Regions from separate parts of the Homo sapiens genome. Here region 2 is linked to region 1. Evidence: read pairs that join two places in POLR2A ChIA-PET (ENCODE). Cell type or tissue: PC-3. All regions are shown on one strand. Each heading gives the region's core, and the rest is flanking DNA. Links, peaks and the distances in the headings are about the cores only.

Region 1 (5,606 bases), core at 235-5,234:
CTATTAAAAAGGAAGACCCAAGGCCAGGCACAGTGGCTCACGCCTACAAGTCCAGCACTTTGGGAGGCCAAGGGGGTGGATCACTTGAGGTCAGGAGTTTGAGACGAGGCTGGCCAACATGGTGAAACCCCGTCTCTGCTAAAAATACAAAAATTAGCTGGGCATGATGGCCTGTAGTCCCAGCTACTAGGGAAGCTGAAGCAGGAGAATCGCTTCAGCCTGGGAGGTGGAGGTTGCAGTGAGCGAGATCATGCCACTCCACTCCAGCCTGAGTGACAGAGGAAGATTCCATCTCAAAAAAAAAAAAAAAAGAAAGAAAGAAAAAGAAAGAAACAAAAACAATTTCCCTCAGAATTCTGAAAGTACTGCTCCATTTTCGCATCCAGGAATGCTATTGGATAGCCTGGTGCTTTTCGAATTGCTCAACATTTGTATATTATTTTTTTACATTTCTGGAAGCTTTAGAATCCTCTTTTATCCTTGGTAATCTGAAATTTCATGATGGTGTGGGCATTTTGCATTAACTATGTCAGACACCTTTTAATCCAGATACCAACGTCCTTCAGTCTGAAGTCTTTCCTGTATTGTTTCTTTTTTCTTTCCGAGACAGGTTCTCACTCTGTCACTCATGCTGGAATGCAGTGGTGCAATCACAGCTCACTGCAGTCTTGACCTCCAGGGCTCAAGCAATCCTCCTGCCTCAGCCTCCCGAGTAGCTAAGACTACAGGAGTGTGCCATCATGCCTGCATAATCTAAAAAAAATTTTTGTAGAGGTGGCATCCCACTATGTTGCTCAGGCTGGTCTTGAACTTCTTGGCCCTACTAGCATTATAGGCATGAACTACTGCACCCAGCCTGTATTACTTCTTTTTCTTTTTCTTTTTTTTTTGAGATGGAGCCTCGCTGTGTCGCCCAGGCTAGAGTGCAGTGGCACAATCTCGGCTCACTGCAACCTCCACCTCCCAGGTTCAAGGAATTCTCCTGCCTCAGCCTCCCGAGTAGCTGGGACTACAGGTGCCTGCCACCATGCCCGGCTAATTTTTTTTTTATTTTTAGTAGAGACGGGGTTTCACCATCTTGGCCAGGCTGGTCTCGAACTCCTGACCTTGTGATCCACCCACCTCGGCCTCCCAAAGTGCTGGGATTACAGGCATGAGCCACCACGCCCGGTCGTACTTTTTTTTTTTGAGATGGAGTCTTGCCCTGTTGCCCAGGCTGGAGTGCAATAGCGCGATCTCAGCTCCGCCTTGGTGGAGCCTACCAGGTTCAAATGATTCTCCTGCCTCAGCCTCCCTAGTAGCTGGGCTTTACAGGTGCCCACCACCATGCCCAGCTAATTTTTGTATTTTTAGTAGGGACAAGGTTTCACCACGTTGGCCAGGCTGGTCTCGAACTGCTGACCTCATGATCTGCCCACCTCAGCCTCCCAAAGTGTTGGGATTACAGGTGTGAGCCACTGCACCCAGACCTCCGCCTGTATTATTTCTTGATCATGTCATCCTCTTTATTTTCTGTTCTCTTTTTGGAACTCCTATTAGCAAGATTTTAGATGGATGGCTCCACCACATCTTTTATCTTTTCTCTCATATTTACTGTTCTTTATCTACTTGTCCTTTCTGAAATATTTCTTAACTCTTTCGATAATCATAGTTTTAATTTTCTCTTTCCCTGATAATTCCTTTTTGAGGCATCCTGTCCTGTTTTATAATATGAATGCAATATCTTCACATATCTCACAGAGCAGTTGGTGCTTATGTGAAGTTTTACTCTATTTCTTCAGCTAGCTGTTTTTTTTTTTAAGGAAAATTTGTATTATTTTCATTATTTTTATGTACAGAAAACTCAACAGTATACATTTAACCCAGTTTAGTGGCAAGTTCTTTAGCCTTTGCCTTTTCGAGCTTGGCAATGCAAGCCACAGACTTGGGACCCAAGATATTGCCTCCCCAGTGACAGCAGATCTCATCGTATCTGTCATTGTCATTGGTCCTGATACCTTCCACCAGCTTAGCCAAAGCGCCTTTGTCTTCCAAGTTCACCTGTGTGAAGGCGACAGTGGTGCAGGTCTTCCTGTGGACTAGACGGCCCAGTCTTGCCTTCCCCTTGATAATGCAGTAAGGGACTCCCATTTTACAACACAGGGCAGGCAAGAAGACAACCAGCTCGATGGAATCCACATCGTGTGCAATCACCACCAGCTGAGCTTTCTTGTTCTCCACCAAGGTGGTGATGGTGTTAACTCCTGCTCGAAGGGCAGGTGGTCTCTTAGTGGGGACGCCCCCTTTGCCAGCAGCTTTCTTCTCAGCCTGGGCCAACAGCCTCTGCTTCTTCTCTTGCTTTGTCTCTGGTCTGTATTTGTGGGCCAGCTTAAGCAGTTGAGTAACTGTTTGGCAGTTCAGGGCCTGGGTGAACTGGTTAATAGCAGGAGGCACTTTCAGCTGCTTATAGAGGATGGCTCTCTGCTGCTGCAACCTGACATAGCGGGCCATTTCACAAAGTAGGTGAGTTCTCTTTTGGGCTGGATGTCCTGTCCAATACCAAAATTCTTACGCCTTTTCTCAAACAGGGAATTCACCACTTTCTTGGCCTCCTGCTTCTTCACAACAGCAGGGGCCGGGGCCACCTTCTTCCCCTTGGCCTTCTTTCCTTTCAGCGTCTTGGGCAGTGGGAGGCCAGTTAGCTGTTTTTTAACTTTTTCTCATTTTTAATCTTCATATTAGAAGCTTTCCTCACTTTTCTAATGATCCTTGGTAGTCTGCTCTTTTTGTTTAATTTTAAAACTTTTTATTAGGGAAAATTTTCAACACACACAAAAGAAAAAAGAATAGAACAATGAGCTTCCTATGTGCTGAACCCCTGGCTTCAATCATTAGCACTATTTTTTTAACCCATTTGCCTCCCCTCCATACACATACCTCTCCAAAGTTTGGAATTTTGTTTGTTTGGGTTTTTATTTTGTCTGCTCTTTTTTTTTTTTTTTTTTTTTAACAGTTCAGCACTAATCAGGAATTCTGTGGACAGGGTTGAGTCTTGCTTGCTGGAAGACATCACTTGTGGGTGATTCACCAGGGAGGCAAGTCTTTTTCCTAGATGACCCCAACATCAGTATGAGAGGTCTTTTTTCCAGGGTCATTCAGTTTCTTCAGAAAATAACTAAGTCTTGGGCCTGGACAGCCAGCATCTGAATGCAAATGTGTGAACAGGAAGGGGGCCTGCAGGCCCTTATGTAAACTCACGGTCTACCACCTTGTCTCACAATGGCTGTGTACCACATCTGATGTCCCAGTTGCTAACATGCTCTAAGGCTGGTGGGGTGAGTCATCTCTCTTCCTCTGGGTATTCCCCTAAACGTATACTTGGCTTTCTCCACACGGAAGTATGAGAAAGGATACTACACTCTCCATCTTATCTTCTAAAAGTAGGGGGATAAGAGATACTGCCTAGAGTTCATAAAGAAGAAATAAAGGTTTAACTGTAAATTACAAAGATAACTAAAAGAAAAACTAAAACAAAGGAAATCAATATGCTAGGCGGAATCAGAAAAGAAAGAGGGAGGCCAGGTGTGGTGGCTCAGGCCTGTTATCCTAGCACTTTGGGAGGCTGAGGCATGCTGATCACTTGAGCTCAGGAGTTCGAAGCCAGCCCAAGCAACATGGTGAAACCCTGTCTCTACAAAAAAACACAAAAATTAGCTGGGTGTGGTCATGCACGCCTAAGTCCCAGCTACTTGGGAGGCTGAGGTGGGAGGATCACCTGAGCCCAGGAGGTTGAGGCCACAATGAGCCATGACTGTGCCACTGCATTCCAGCCTGGGTAACAGAGCAAGACCCTCTCTTTCTCTCTCAAAATAAAAAAAAAAAAGAAAAAAAAAAGGAAGGAAAAAAAGAAAAGAGGGAGAATTGAGACAAACTCTCATCTATCACAGCAAAAAAGAAAGAAAAATCAACTTTGTTTATATCTGGCGTTCATAAATCAAGAAATAGCAATATAAGCGTTTTACTTAGGGATATGAAGGTCACCACCAGAAGAATGTGATTGCCTGAGGAGCATGCTGGGATTGGAGGAGTGGGGCAAGGGTCTCCTGTTTTTCATTATGAGCCTGTATCCAAAAAGAAAAAAGTGTGTGGATTTTTTTGATACAATTTTTTCTTTTAATTAAAAAAAAGCATATCAGAGAATCAGGGAATTCTTCAATGTTCCCATTATTCTTAGGCTAAAGACCTAATTTTTTTTTTTTTTTTTTTTTTTTGAGACAGGGTCTGTCTCTGTCACTCAGGCTGGAGCACACTGGTACAATCAGGGCTCACTGTCACCCCAATCAACCTTCTGGTCGACCTTCCAGGCTGAAGTGATCCTACTGCTCAGCCTCCTTAGTTGCTGGGACTACAGGCACATGCCACAACACCCAGCTAATTTTTGTATTTTTTTGCAGAGACGGGGTCTCGCTATGTTGCCCAGGCTAGTCTCTGACAGAGCAGGAGCACCGTCATCTCAGACAAACACTGCCACTTTAAGTTCCAGCTCCCTTTTTAAAACTCCTGGGCTCAAGAGATCCTCCCATCTCAGCCTTCCAAGCACTGGGATTACAGGCATGAGCCACTGTGCTCAGCCAAGACCTAAATGAAAATTCCTTAAACAGCTGGTAAGTCTCTTTAAAAACCAATTAAAAAAAAAAAAAAGCTTTTCTGACAATTATGAACACATGTTCAATCTGTAGCAGACCAATTCAAAGATTCACTCTGGCAGGGACATTTTGTAAGATAATGGTTAGAGGACACTGTGAGATTCAATAGAAAAATAACCTGCACAGTTAAAGGTTACGAGACTCCTGATGGATAGTCTGCTGCTGGGTTGGATGACTGGCTTCCCAGAACATGTTTTAATCCTGTTAAAATTTATTAGAAAATTGCTTCGGTGTTTTTGTTTTTGTTTTTTTACAGGAATGCTAATTTCTTCCCAGAAGGAGACTGTAAATTACCTCATGAAAAAAGGTTTTGTCACAGACCTGGCTTGGGGCAATTTGTTCTTTTATAAGTCTCTACAAATCCTACCTAGACCGGCTCTGTCCAATAGAACATTCTTCATGATGGAAATGTTCTATATCTTTGCTGTTCAACGAAGAAGCCACTAGCCATATGGCTACTGAGCACTTGAACTGTGGCTAATCAAGCTATGCAACTCCAGTTTTAATTTTATTAAATTTCAAGTGAAATTTAAATAGCAACGTATGGCTAGCAGCCACTGTGCAAGACGGTGTGGATCTAAAGCGCCGTGGCTCCCAGCTGCTTCTTGCCCCAAGCCCTCCTCCTCTCTCTGCATTCCAGCCACTCTGGCCCACTTTTTCTCCCTAAAACATGCTGCCTCCTGCCACAGACACTTTGCACGTGTGGTATCCTCTTTCTGGAATGTTCTTCCCTCACCTACTCCCCAGCCTCTTCATCTGGTACATGACTACTTTTCCTTCACTAATTACGATTATCTCGTGCGCTTATTTGCTCACTTGTTTATGGTTAATCTTTATGCCTCTCCACCATCATCAACCCACCCAACTCTGGAGCCTGAATACACATCACATTTGGGCAAGAACCCTGCCCACCCTGCCCAT
Region 2 (5,606 bases), core at 180-5,179, 88 kb before region 1:
GCAACCAAAGAGAATCACTTTCAAAATTTACTTAATCACATAATCATTTTACTGACATTTGAAAGAACTCTAGTGTTCCTTGCATTGTTGTCTGGGAAAGGTTGCTAAAAAAATGTCAAGGCAATGAAGCACTAAGTTCCTGATATAGCATTGTTCAAGCTAAGACTGTGGGGTCAACACAAAGGAAGACACACACTTGCTCAAGCTGGCTCTGCCCTTCCTCTGCCATTGTGTACCAATATTATGTACAATGAGGGCCCGTTTGCTCCCTTTCATTTTTCCATGTCTAACAGGAACAGGTGATGAAGGAGAATTTGTTTTCCTTTCCCAACAAGGTAACCTGCCTTTTTCTGAATGTGAACCACTGGCCACATGCCACCAGAGACGTCTTCAAGATATGGTGAGAGGCGCTGCCCGCAGTATGTGAAGTACACCCGGCCCTTGGCTGGCTGTCCCGGAGGAGGTGGAGTCCCCTCAGTTCTCTCCCAGCCAATTCCTGCCACGTCACCTATAGCAGAGAACGGGAAGGAAAACATATTTTCTCCCTTTTATTAAGTAAATTTTAAATTTGCAACCGGAGTGTCACCCTACACATCACAGACTATTTATGCTCTCATTTACTTCTGAAATGGACATGAAGTTATTGTTATTTATTTATTTATTTATTTATTGAGACGGAGTCTCACTCTGTTGCCCAGGCTGGAGTACAGTGGTGCCATCTCGGCTCACTGCAACCTCTGCCTCCCAGGTTCAAGCAATTTTCCTGCCTCAGCCTCCAGAGTAGCTGGGATTACAGGCGCCTACAAGCACGCCCAGTTAATTTTTGTATTTTTAGTAGAGACAGGGTTTTGCCATGTTGGCCAGACTGGTCTCGAACTGTTGACCTCAGGCAATCCACCTGCCTCGGCCTCTCAAAGTGCTGGAATTACAGTCGTGAGCCACCACGCCCAGCCTAAGTTTTTGTATTTAGATATAAAGTAACATAACAGAAACAACCCATTTAAAGAAGCTGTCAGAATTTTTAGAAGGAAAATGCCTAGTGTCTGTGTTAAATTAGTTACCGCAATTACATATTAAATTTAGCCTTTATTTTCCTGGCAGGCAAGAAAAAAATGAAAAACACTAGGTACTATTTTTAAAATAGAAAAATGAAGTTTTTCTCTTTTGACACATGGAGGATTACTTATGACGAATAAGTAAAAAGGTATTAGTAATATCATCTCCGGTGAATATTCAGAAATGGCCTAAAAATATATAATTTAGGCCGGGCACAGTGGCTCAAGCCTGTAATCCCAGCACTTTGGGAGGCCGAGGTGGGTGGATCACAAGGTCAGGAGATCGAGTCCATCCTGGCTAACACGGTGAAACCCTGTCTCTACTAAAAATACAAAAATTTCGCCGGGCTAGGTGGCAGGCACCTGTAGTCCCAGCTACTTGGGAGGCTGAGGCAGAAGAATGGCGTGAACCCGGGAGGCGGAGGTTGCAGTGAGCCAAGATTGTGCCACTGCACTTCAGCCTGGGCGACAGAGCAAGACTCCGTCTCAAAAAAATATATACATATATATATATATATATATAATATATATATAAAATTTAAGGCCAGACATGATGGTTCATGCCTGTAATCCCAGCATTTTGGGAGGCCAAGGTGGGAAGATTGCTTGAGCCCAGGAGTTCAAGACCAGCCTAGGCAACACAGTGAGACCTCGTCTCTACAAAAAATACAGAAATTAGTCAGGCATGGTAGTGTGTGCCTATGGTCCCAGTTACTCAGGAGGCTGAGATGGGAGGGTCACTTGAGCTCAGGGGGTCAAGCCTGCAGTGAGCTGTGATTGCACCACTGCACTCTAGCCTGGGTGACAGAGTGAGACCCAGTCTCAAAAAAAATAAAAAAGAAAAAAAATACATATATAATTTTAAACTTCACCTACAATGTAAGCTAAAGATAGACCACTAAATTCCATTATGTTTCCTACTTATAAGCATTTAAGGCATTTTGCAAAAAGTGAAGATAACCAACAGAATCCAGGCTGTTATCTGATAAGATGACTGGACACTGTGGTAGGACTTACAGAACCAAGAGAAGCCTGTCAATTGCATCGGCACTCTTACATCAGCTGCCTCAAGCAAGCTGCTAGCACGTGTGGCCTTATAATTTATCTTTTGTAAACTCTCCAGTAAGTGCATGAAGTTCTAAGGTTCTGTTTTGATCACAGAGTCTCCTATGGCTTAGGTACCACAGGAATGGGAGCTTCCCAGTGGCTGGGGACTTGTCATTGTTCGCCACGGCATCCCCAGGGGCCAGAAGAGGGTCTAGCAGGTAGGAGATGCTCAGCAAGTATCTGTTGATGAATGGAAGCCCATGTATTGGTAGAGGGGTTGAGATTCTGTTAGACAGATTGGGTTCTAATTCCTATTCCTTTGCAGACACATTTCTCTAGAAAGAGGGTAGTCTGTGTGCCCGTAGTCCAGTCCTAAATGTTCTCAAAAACCACAACTGATAAAACAACAAATACAGCAACAAGGAAATAAAAACACTGAAAACGCTCCCCCAGCCTACCACCCACCCCCTGACATACACCCTTTTGTGCTGAAAGCACTTAGGTAAGTACTCTGCTGAGATGTCTGAGTTATGCTTTGTGAAGTAAGAGAAAAATTTTTACTTTGCCCTGAAATGATTTCCAAGTCATAGTATGACTTGGCTTGAGTAAAAACACTATGCTGCCAGGGGCCGGGTGTGGTGGCTCACACCTGAGAGCCCAGCACTTTGGGAGGCTTAGGCAGGGAGATTACTTGAGATCAGAAGTTTGAGACCAGCCTGGCCAGCATGGTGAAACCCCGTCTCTACTAAAATACAAAAATTAGCTGGGCATGGTGGCAGGCACCTGTAATCCCAGCTATTTGGGAGGCTACGGCAGGAGAATTGCTTGAGCCCAGGAGGCGGAGGTTGCAGTGAGTTGAGATTGCACCACTGCACTCCAGCCTGAGTGACAGAGCAAGACTCCACTTCAAAAGAACAAACAAACAAACAAAAAACACAAAAAAACCGCACTGTGCTCCCAGGAAAAGTGTAATTTAACAAGCAGCCCCCTTAAGGACAAGTGATGGCAAAAGTAACCTCCAGGCAGCTACAAGAGGCTACCTATTGGAGTGACTTCATATTCCCCATCTCATCATCCCAGATTGTTTACTATGTATCTCAATTTAAGTTCTATTATAGATGAAGCCTAAGATGCATTGTCTAAAAATAAGTAACCAACATATTCGGCTGCTTCGAATGTCAGCAGGACAGTTCTGTTTTTTTGCTATAGCTGGAGTACGTAGGGCCAATCCTAATTCAACTACTATACAGATCTAGTTATTTACATGGAGACTAAAAAGAAGGAGGAAAGGGTTCTTTATTGAGTTGACTGTCTATGTGACTGAAACATAGAGGCAGAACATTTGTCAAAGCTTGACCAGATGTTTATAGGCTGTATCTACCAATAAGGCATTTCTCTCTCTCTCTGTTTTTTGAGATAGGGTCTCACTCTGTCACCCAGGCTGGAGTGTAGTGGTATGATCACAACTCACTGCAGCCTCAACCTTCTGGGTTCAAGTGATTTTCTTGCCTCAGCCTCTCGAGTAGCTGGGACCACAGGCATGCGCCACCACTAATTTTTGTATTTTTTGTAGTGATGGGGTTTCGCCATGTTGCCCAGGGTGGTCTTGAACTCCTGGGCTCAAGTGATCCTCTTGCCTCAGCCTCCCCAAATGCTGGAATTATAGGCGTGAGCCACTGTGCCTGGCCCAATAAGGCACTTCTCCAGTGCCTCACAGCTAGAGGTGGAGTTCTCTTTTTTTGAAGCTATTTATCTGCTCATTAATGAAAGACTAAACTTCAGATAGAAGCAAAATCTCTGAATTATCTAATGACTAAGGCACAAAAGTACACGTAACTCTGGAGTTACCAAATGGAGGCTCTAATGGCGAGGGCTCATAAAGTGAGGGGTTTGGTGTAAACTAGGGGGCAGCAAGGACGTGTTTGGTTTTTGCTAAATGACAAACTGCCCATTTCCAATTGCTAAATTTATTCAACTTTAACCTGTTTAGACCCAAACCTGAGACCAACAGAATCACACAGGGTGGAAAAGCTCCCACTGCACTCACCGGGGGAGAGAGTCACGTCTAAGCGAACGCTCTTCCACTGTAACAAACTGGAGCCATTATAGTGCACGGCTCGGCCGTTGCTATGAAAAATACAAAGAAGGGAGGTCAAAGACAAGAAAGATAAGCCTCACTGGCCAACACACAAACAGGGAAGTGGTGAAGTGGAGGGGGGGTGGTCAGCATTGTGAGATTATTATAGTATCACTTTAGTATTAAAATACCCACACCAATATTTCCCAAACTGTATTCCTAGAATAAAGGGTTATAGAATTTGCAAAATAAACAGATTTTTAAAAAATTACAGGTCAACTAGGAAGGAATCTTACTAATGTGCACTGGAAATCTCCAGAAAGGAAAAATAATGCTCTCCTTTCCCCAAACTCACTTGAAGACAGAACTCTATTTTGACTTCCTGAACACCTATACACACCTTGTGGGAGGCTACTGCTCTCTGTCACACTGAGCTACTTCTTTTACTTACTTATGGAAAAGACAAGTGCCCACTGGATTAGTCCAAGCCCCATCTCGCTTCTCTGCTTCTGTAGTGAAGCCAAAGGAAACTATGGGTCCGGTGTCATCATCGGTGTCTCCATAGGAAACGATTTCAATTTCCCAGTAAAAAGACGGGGCCTGAAGAGATGCCAGAAGAGAGCAGCAATCAGAGGGCTAATCCTGGGCCTGAGACCTGCTTTTTCTTTCAAATCTGAAGATGCAAAAGACAGTGTGTCATGTGATGTCTCACCTGAACTGGCAGTGGTGAAGTGGCATAGATAAAAGTGCCCCGGGGCAGGCCTCCCCCAGCGCTGGGGTCAGCCAGGAAGGTGACTGAGGTAAGGTGAGATGAGAACATGCAGGCTCGAACAGGCGGAAACACTCGCGAGGGGCTCCAAGTAATCTCTTTGGGCTGCATCAGGGAGAAAAACCCATATTCAGTAGAACTGCAAACACAATCCCTTTACTCTCTCAAAGAAGAAAAAAATTTTATCTGATGGTATTAAAATATAGGCATACACACACACACACACATACACACACACACACACATACACACACACACACACACACAATTTATTTATTTAGAGACAGAGTCTCACTCCTATCACCCAGACTGGAGTGCAGTGGTGCAATCATAGCTCGCTGCAGCCTCAAGCTCCTGGGCTCAAGTGGTCCTCTTGCTTCAGCCTCCCCAGTAGCTGGGACTACAGGTGTGCATCACCACACCCAGCTAATTTTTGTATTTTTTGTAAAGATGAGATCTTGCTATATTGCCCAGGCTGATCTCAAACTCCTGGGCTCAAGCTATCTGTCTGTCTTGGCCTTCCAAAGTGCTAGGATTATAGGCGTGAGCCGCCATGCCCAGCCAGGCACATATATTTTTTAAAAAGTGTATCTTTTTTCCAAATAAAATTTTTACTATCCCTTTAAGACACTATTTATCTTCCATTATCATCAATTCC

Evidence for each region. ChIA-PET counts read pairs that join two places held together with the same protein. Peaks named below come from ENCODE experiments on the same cell type or tissue, not always from the same donor. Only the 100,000 strongest peaks of a DNase experiment are listed, where the experiment ranks them.
Region 2: POLR2A ChIA-PET joins it to region 1 with 7 read pairs; 2 of 35 experiments call an interaction of 5 or more read pairs at or near these places.

The regions. Positions count from the first base shown.
Region 1 is chr12:112,300,013-112,305,618 of GRCh38, forward strand. The region is part of intron 7 of HECTD4 (HECT domain E3 ubiquitin protein ligase 4); the gene reads right to left. It also overlaps the pseudogene RPL7AP60. Among named protein-coding and RNA genes, the nearest start is that of HECTD4, 80 kb to the right of the region's middle. RefSeq lists enhancers at 3,137-3,186, 3,347-3,606. In PC-3, for the core only: no CTCF peak of the experiment used is centred there; a DNase peak (open chromatin) is centred at 3,319; H3K27ac peaks cover 978 bases.
Region 2 is chr12:112,212,143-112,217,748 of GRCh38, forward strand. It overlaps HECTD4 (HECT domain E3 ubiquitin protein ligase 4), which reads right to left. Exons shown (of 76, transcript NM_001388303.1): 46 at 4,892-5,053; 47 at 4,631-4,779; 48 at 4,150-4,229; 49 at 345-508. Among named protein-coding and RNA genes, the nearest start is that of MIR6861, 52 kb to the left of the region's middle. In PC-3, for the core only: no CTCF peak of the experiment used is centred there; no DNase peak of the experiment used is centred there.